Linked DNA regions of Homo sapiens: region 2 is linked to region 1. Evidence: read pairs that join two places in POLR2A ChIA-PET (ENCODE). Cell type or tissue: Panc1. All regions are shown on one strand.

Region 1 (4,000 bases):
CTGTTAAAGTAAACATGTATAGGATATAAATACCATCTATATTAGGTCTCAGAAATTATTCCTTTTTAGTCAAGCCATATTTAGAACTATATGTAAAAACTGTATACTTCGCTTTTCAAATAGGTGCTCTTTTTTTTCATGATTCATTTTTTTTTGCTTGAATTTAGCCAATAGGAAAGAGTAGAAATAAGGAAGGTTATCGGTTTCACTGTACAGCTCGGTGGCATATATTTTCCTCCCCTTTCACTGTTAAAGTGCATTAAATAAAGTAAGTCTTTATTAATAATCTCTTAAAGAGATGATGAGATAAACTACAGAGGAAAAAAAAACTGACTAGCCAGTGGGAGATGTAGAATGAGGGAAATAATTTGGATTAACAGGATAGATATTAGAGGATATCTTAAAATAGTTTTTTAAGTGTCTTCCCTATAGGAAAAATTTGAATTGAAAGCCATCGAGAAATTATTTATAAATGGAAAATCAGAGAGTAAAAGATGGGCAAGATAGCTATATACCTTATATAACTACACATTTTTCTGAATAATTTTTCTTGAGAGGTATGAAAACTTTAAATGCTGAATATGTTATTAGGTTAATTTTAATTATAGTAGCAAATTACTGGTTGAAAAACCAAAATAATATAAATAATATGAAAAATAATGATTGCCATGTATTTAACTTATATTAAACCTAATCTGTAAATTTCTAACCACTAAGCTTAGATAACAATTATTTTTAAAATACTGCACAGTAATTTATATTCATAATGATGATTCTTAGAACAAGGCAAGGTCTTGAGGATTAAATTTTTTTCATTGTAGTTTAAGTATACCTTAATTATTATATTTAGTTTTTGTAGAATCAATAATGAACATTGTTATCACCATTAGATTCAGTAAATATTTGAATGCCATTCATATGTAAACATTAAGTGAATTCAAACTGTTAGAGCATTCCATTTTGGAAAAATGGGATGATACATTGCCTGTAAAGATGTACTTTATTTAAATTTTGACTTTTATTTTAGATACAGGGGGTATATGTGCATGTTTGTTACATGGCACTATTATATGATGCTGAGGTTTGGGGTATGGATAACATCACCCAGGTAGGCAATATAGTACCCAATAAGTAGTTTTCCAACCCATGTTCCCCCACTACTTCCCCTGATCTAGTAGTCCACAGTGTCTACTGTTCCCAAATTTATGTCCATGTGTGCTCAATGTTTAGCTCCCACTTATAAGTGAGAACATGTGGTATGTGGTTTTCTATTCCTGCCCTAATTCATTTAGGATGATGGCCTCCAACTGCATCTATGTTACTGCTGATTATGTGTATAACTTGTAGAAAGTAAACTTAGCATTTTATAGTCATTTTTGTGTGGAAAAATTTGAATTTGCAAGTTTTAAATGAGAGTGTTTAAAAGATTATTCAAAATTTACTTTCTTTGATTTATGTACAACTTTTAATAACATTTGTATAGCTTGAAATAAGTTTAGTTACATATGATGAGTAGTAGTATCTACATCAAGAAATAGAATGAGCAAATCAATAATTACATTGCCTTATATTTATGTAGTGCTTGATGCCTTAGAAATTGCCATCATATACATTTTTATATAATCCTCGCAGCAATACTGTAGGTCAATACTCTGTTTTGCAGATGAAACACAAAGTGCGTAAGTGACCAACCCAAGGTTAGGCCCTTGTAAAATCCCTTTACTCTTGGTTTAGTAGTTTTCCCACCATGCCAGCATTATACACAGGTTCTTACAGAATTATGGTGCCAATTATACTTTGTCATACAGGCAAATTATATGTTTCTTGTTTATCTCTAAATATATTTAAGCTGTTAACACAGAATGGGAAAAGGGTACGTTACTGGATTCCTTAATGTGAAATGCAAAAACAATTTTCTAGGGAGTCATCATCATTATCGTTTTGAGGACAAAAATCTGTTTTTTAAAGTCACTTTTGTGGTAAGATATTTGAAAAGCAATTGTTTTCCAAATTTTTATGCAGTTATTGATGTTAATGAACATCAGTCTTTAATCCTTATGTTTACACAGCCTATCTTGAGAGAAAATATGGCACAAAAGAGATAATTTTATGTATTACAAAAAATACTGGCTCTAGAGTGAAAGAACTATGTTCAAACTCTGCCCTTGGCACTTAGTGACCTCAAGAAAGTCATTGATCTCCTTTGAACTTTAGTTTCTCACTTAAGAAATGAAGGCAAAAATACCAGTTATCATCTGACAAGAATATTCGGAATGAAACAAGATTATATATGTCAAAGTTCTATATAGTTATTTTCATTTATTACCACTAAGAGAATGTATATTTATGTATCTCTTCACTTTTCTATCCAACAGAGAAACATGGGGTTAAATAGGCCCTTTGATTCTAAAATTCTATATTCAATAAGTAAGATTTACAAATAAATGTATTACTCAAGTTTTTACCTAAAAGAAAACTTGTTAAAGTCTTTGATAAAGGTAAGACATGTGTAATACAATTATTTCATAATTTATTTTTTCTAAAATATTTGGATTTTTTAGTCTTTTGAACATAGAGACAGCTACAGTTGTATTTCCTAAGAAGCTGACGCTTTAGTTGCAAACATATAATGTCCTATGTTTCCATTTGTATGAAGCTACTTAGAGAAATATTTTGAGCTTTATTATTTTATTGTAAAGATATGAAAATGAGGAAGTTTACCTCATATTCAACAGCTGACTGAATAAAGGATGTAACAAGAAGTATGTAGTTGGGACAAGTTTGATATTCATAATTTCCCTACCTGCCACACACATTGAAGTCTGAATCTCATAGTCACGGGAAAAGTCTGTAGCAGATAAGGTAGTTTTAGATTCTTATAGTGAAAGGAAATTTTATCCTTTTGTCTTCAAGGTCTGCAGTCTATAGATTACCTTGAATTCATTACCAGTATTGAAATTTTATTTAGTATGTTAAAAAATGCTTCCTCCCCAATCTATAGTCAGTTTTTAGTTACCTGTTTGAGGCAGTACTGCATATGAATTTCCAAGCTCTCATTAGCAGTACGAAGCTTTCATATTTTCCTATTTGGGCAAAAGAAAGCTTGGGAATTTCTCTCTAGAGTTTACACTCAGTTTTAGGAAGATAATTTTTACAGTGCAATTTGAAATTTTCTTTCCATGTTAGGGAAGTCTTTAGGCAAGAAGATACCCCAAGGCCGGAAGGTAGCAATTTGGTTTGCCTTTTACATTAATTTTAGAATGGTACATTTTCCTCTAATTTGAATTGGATTGCAGACAAGAGTGAACAGGGTGAAAGAGTGAATGGCACAGTTTTCATATCCTTTTGAATTGGGTATTCATGGTAGACTTTGCATTTTACCTAAAATATGAATTTAGACTGTCACATTTTCACATTCGTTTAAACAGATTTACCAAGCATTTAATATGTCAGGAACTATGCTGAGTAGCCTCCTACTTCTAATCTTAAGTCATTATGTGAGGACAATTATCCTTCTTTTAGAAGGGAGGAAATTGATATTTAATAGAGAAATTAGGCTAAGAAAGAGCTGGTTAGCAACATGTCAGGCATTTGAACCTATATCTCAATTCTGCAAGTTCCTTAACTTTTACAAATACAAAATTATTTTTAAATTATAACATTAATTCCAGTTCACTGTAGAACATTTGAAGAATACAGAATATAAAAGGAGAAAATGAAAATAGCTATAATCTCACCCCCTGGAAATAGTATTTTTAGATATTTTCGTCTAGTCTTTTTGACATATTTTACATAACTGGGAACAGTTATGTTCTTTCTTCCAGAAAGTAGGAAGTTTTCAGATTTACCTGTTAGGACAAAAGAAAGCTTGAGAATTTCTCTCTAGAATTTACACTCAGTTTACACTCTAGAATTTACACTCTCTAGAATTTACACTCAAAAAGAACAAGACTGTGTGTACAGTGTGTATTCCATTGTATAAGCATTACCCCATGTTTTA
Region 2 (4,000 bases), 67 kb before region 1:
TTTGAAAGTTTGAGGCTGCTTAGCAATAATCAATTCATATTAATGTTTATTATGTCAGTAGAATGTGGTTTGTTCTTTTAACAGTAGTATTGATACTGTGATGGAATAATCTATAATTTTATACTGAATTCAAAACATTTAGCAGTGTCTTAGTGGTAAGCTGCTGTGGCTCATATTGTTCCTGTGTTGCCAATGTGGGAAATAAAACAACCTTTTAAATATTGTGTTTGTGCCTCTGTACTTTTTGGAGTCAGAGTCAGTGCAAGTACATACGCAGGAGTAAATAATAATAGATATAGATCTATTTATAGTAACTTGTAAGATCTTAGAAGTAAACTTATGGTACTTAAGAAATTTGCCTGGGTATGGTGGCTCACACCTGTAATCCCAGCACTTTGGGAGCCCAAGGTGGGAGGATCGCTTGAGTCCAGGAGTTCAAGACCAGCCTAAGCAACATGGTGAAACCCTTTCTCTTCAAAACGTACAAAAAAATTAGCTGGGCGTGGTAGTGTGCACCTGTAGTCCCAGCTAATCGGGAGGCTGAGGCAGGAGAATCCTTGAGTCCAGGAGGCTGAGGCTGCTGTCAACTATGATCACACCACTGTACTCTAGCCTGTCTCAAAAAAAAAAAAAAAAAAAAAATTCATTGGTGCTGCTTCTTGTTTGGTGGAAAAAAAAAAATCCAAATATGAGCTTAGTACATCTGTGCCTACAATTTGCAAGAATTTTGGCTGCAGTCTAGGCCAATAATATATCCTCTTTATTTAGAAGGAGTTGACTTTGCTCAAGCAGTTTTAGCATTGTACTATTCACTTAACTATGCATCATCTGTGTGCAGCCTACATTTCTCTTTATCACAAATTGCCTTTACAAACAATTGAGGTTTACTAATTAAATATCGAGTATTCTCATCTAACTTCATTTTCTTCAAGTAGCGTATGTCAGTGAGGTAGGAATTAGGGGCAAGATATATTTGGCTAACTTCAAACCTAAGATGGTGTGCATGTAATAATATATTTTTGAGGTGTTTTTGCACTGTCATCATACTGACTAGAGTCAGATTCTTAGTTGGCACATCCAGGTGCTCCAACTTTGTGTGACCTAGATAGAAAACATATGGAGGTTTGTGTGTATTTTTAGCACATGTTAAGCTTTCGGCCTAAGGGCAAGATTTACAAAAACCTTCAGGAAGTGAAAAGAAAATCTCTGTTTTTGAAAATAACATAGAATTGATGAAACGGTAGAGAAAGCAAACTGAATACTGTATTCTGGATTCCCAGTATTCCCAGTTCTTATTCATCACATTTTATAGTTTAGTTTTTTAGTGATGGGTCCTGTTTTGAAAATGAATCTTAGTTGCCCAATGAGAAGATTTTACTTGTTGGCAGACCGCTATTATTTATTGCTAGCCCAAGTGTAACTAGTTTAGAAAATGCTCTTAAATTAGCCCCTCGATCTGATGCAATAAAAATTGCCTAGTGTGAAATAATGCTCCCAGACTCCTAGCATGTTTACTTTAAAGTGAAATCACATTGCATAGTTCTCATGTTTCACAGCTTTTTCTAGGACCGATTTCCTGAAGTGATCTTTTTACGGTTGTGTATACTAACTATTCAGCAGGTCAGGCAGTGAAATAGCATCCTTGCATTAATCAGCAGCTAAGATTTATATCTGTATCTAAGGCATCTAATATAAACTAAAATAAACAAGATGATGTTTACATTAGTAACACTGCAGGCTTTTTAGCTATATTCAGTGCAGGAATTTTAAAACATTAGTTTTTTGAAATATTTCCTTGAATGCTTTATTTTAAAAATGTCAATATCAGAGAGTTAGCATTCCTTTAAAGAGGTACACTTTTTGTGAATAAGTTTGGTGTTTTTTTTTTTTTCTTTTTAGGGAGGGGGTCTTGCTCTGTCACCCAAGCTGGAGTGCAGGGTGAGCCACTCCCACCTCAGCCTCCTGAGTAGCTGGGACTACAGGCATGTGCCACCATGCCCAGCTAATTTTTTATTTTTTTTTTATAGAAACAGGGTCACACTATGTTGCCCAGTCTGGTATTGAACTCCGGACCTCAAGTGATCCTCCCACCTTAGCCTTGTGAATAAGTTTTTATGGTTCAGCTATTCTTTGTCATAAGGAACTTCTGATGTGGAAAGTATGAAGCAGGGGACATTTCATTTCCTGTAATTGCAGATTATTCAGAACCTTATTTACTTCCTTTAATTTTGAACATTGTTCCTTAAATTATTAGCTGTTGGCTGGCTTAAAACTAGAGCCATAATAGCAGAAGCCAGTAGTTTGCCTTTCCAGAGTGCATGTGCACGCAAAGATTACAGTCTGGCAGTTCTTCAAAAAACATGGAGCTACCATGTGGCCCAGCAGTTCCACTCATAGATCTATACCCAAGAGAAATGAAAACATATGCCAACATAAAAACATGAACATGCATGTTTATGGCAGCATCAGTTATAATAGCCAAAAAGTAGAAACAACTCAAATGCTCATTAACTCATAAAAGGATAATTCAAATGTATTATCTACAATGGAATATTATTCAGCCATTTAAAAGGAATGAAGTACTGATATAAATAAACTTGAAAAGGTTATGCTAAGTGAAAGAATCCAATCAAAGACCATATATTGTATGATTCCATTTATATGAAACATCCTAAGTGGGCAAATTTTATATAGAGAGAAGATAGATTAGTGATTGAAAAGGGATAGGAGTCACTGATGATGGATATAGGTTTTCTTTTTGGACTGATAAAATTGTTCAAAGATTAAATCATGCTGTTGGTTGCACAGCTCTGTGAATAATAAAAACCATTGAATTATAAATCTAAAGTGGGTGAATTGTAGAGTATATGAATTATACCTTAAACTGTTATGTTAAGAGGAAAGAAAAGCAAAGATTGGTTTGGATTTCCTTAGGTCAAGTAGTAGACAAAAAGTGTAATTTTAACAGGTATGGTGGTGTGACAACTAGCAGCCTTATCTCTGAAAACAAAGAGCTAGTTTTCAACTCTACTGGGGTTACTTTTCCCTAGGGAAAAAAAAATGTGTTTATTTGCTCATTCCTTTAACGAAAGTATTTAGTATTTAGTGGGCCTTACTAGGTGTCTGGTACTGTTCTTGGTACCAGAGACTCAACACTCAACACTGAACAAGCTGAACTCATCATCTTCCTGCCACCAATCCTGCTCTTCTGAGTTTCTTATCTTGTTGAGTGTTACTACCACCATTCCAGTTTCCCAGGTCAGAAATCTGGGAGGCATTCTTGATTCTTCTCTTTTTATTCCCTCTCCACATGGAGTCAGTCATCAAGCCCATTTCGTACCCTTTAGTCTGTCCGTTTTCTCTTTTCCTCCTACCAGAGTGTTGGTTCTGTTAACACAGCCCAGTAATTCTCAGCCGCAGTATATTAATACTAGTAAAGTACCAAAGTTTGCAAATGGTTTATCTTAAAAAGCAAACGAAAAAAACCTAAGGGAATAATCCTGTCAACATCAGTTTCACTGACTTGCATTCCACCGAACTTTTGCAAGAGGAAGAGAAAGCTGTAGCATGATAGCTAGTATATTAGGAATTAATTACACATAGTCCTCAGGTCACCTATCGGAATATTTTTTGAATGTGAACTTTCAGTTTTGCATGTCTTTCGTAAAAGCTGAGAGTCTCTGAGTTGGAGGAATACAATCACTTTTTTTTTTCTTTTTTTGAGACAGAGTCTCTCTCTCTGTTGCCCACATTGGAGTGCAGTAGCGCGATCTCAGCTCACTGCAACCTCCATCTCCTGGGTTCAAGTGATTCTCATGCCTTAGCCTCCCAAGTAGCTAGGATTATGGGTGCCCGCCACCATGCCTGGATAATTTTTTTGTTTTTAGTAGAGATGGGGTTTCACCATGCTGGCCAGCTGGTCTTGAACTCCTGACCTCAAGTGATCCACCCGCCTTGGCCTCCCAAAGTGCTGGGATTACAGGCACGAGCCACCACACCT

What was found. Peaks named below come from ENCODE experiments on the same cell type or tissue, not always from the same donor. Only the 100,000 strongest peaks of a DNase experiment are listed, where the experiment ranks them.
Region 2: POLR2A ChIA-PET joins it to region 1 with 6 read pairs; 3 of 35 experiments call an interaction of 5 or more read pairs at or near these places.

The regions. Positions count from the first base shown.
Region 1 is chr2:189,902,635-189,906,634 of GRCh38, forward strand. It overlaps a transcript of AKAP19 not described here. Among named protein-coding and RNA genes, the nearest start is that of PMS1, 120 kb to the left of the region's middle. In Panc1, no CTCF peak of the experiment used is centred here; no DNase peak of the experiment used is centred here.
Region 2 is chr2:189,835,287-189,839,286 of GRCh38, forward strand. The region is part of intron 5 of PMS1 (PMS1 homolog 1, mismatch repair system component); the gene reads left to right. Among named protein-coding and RNA genes, the nearest start is that of PMS1, 53 kb to the left of the region's middle. In Panc1, no CTCF peak of the experiment used is centred here; a DNase peak (open chromatin) is centred at 1,585; H3K27ac peaks cover 3,878 bases.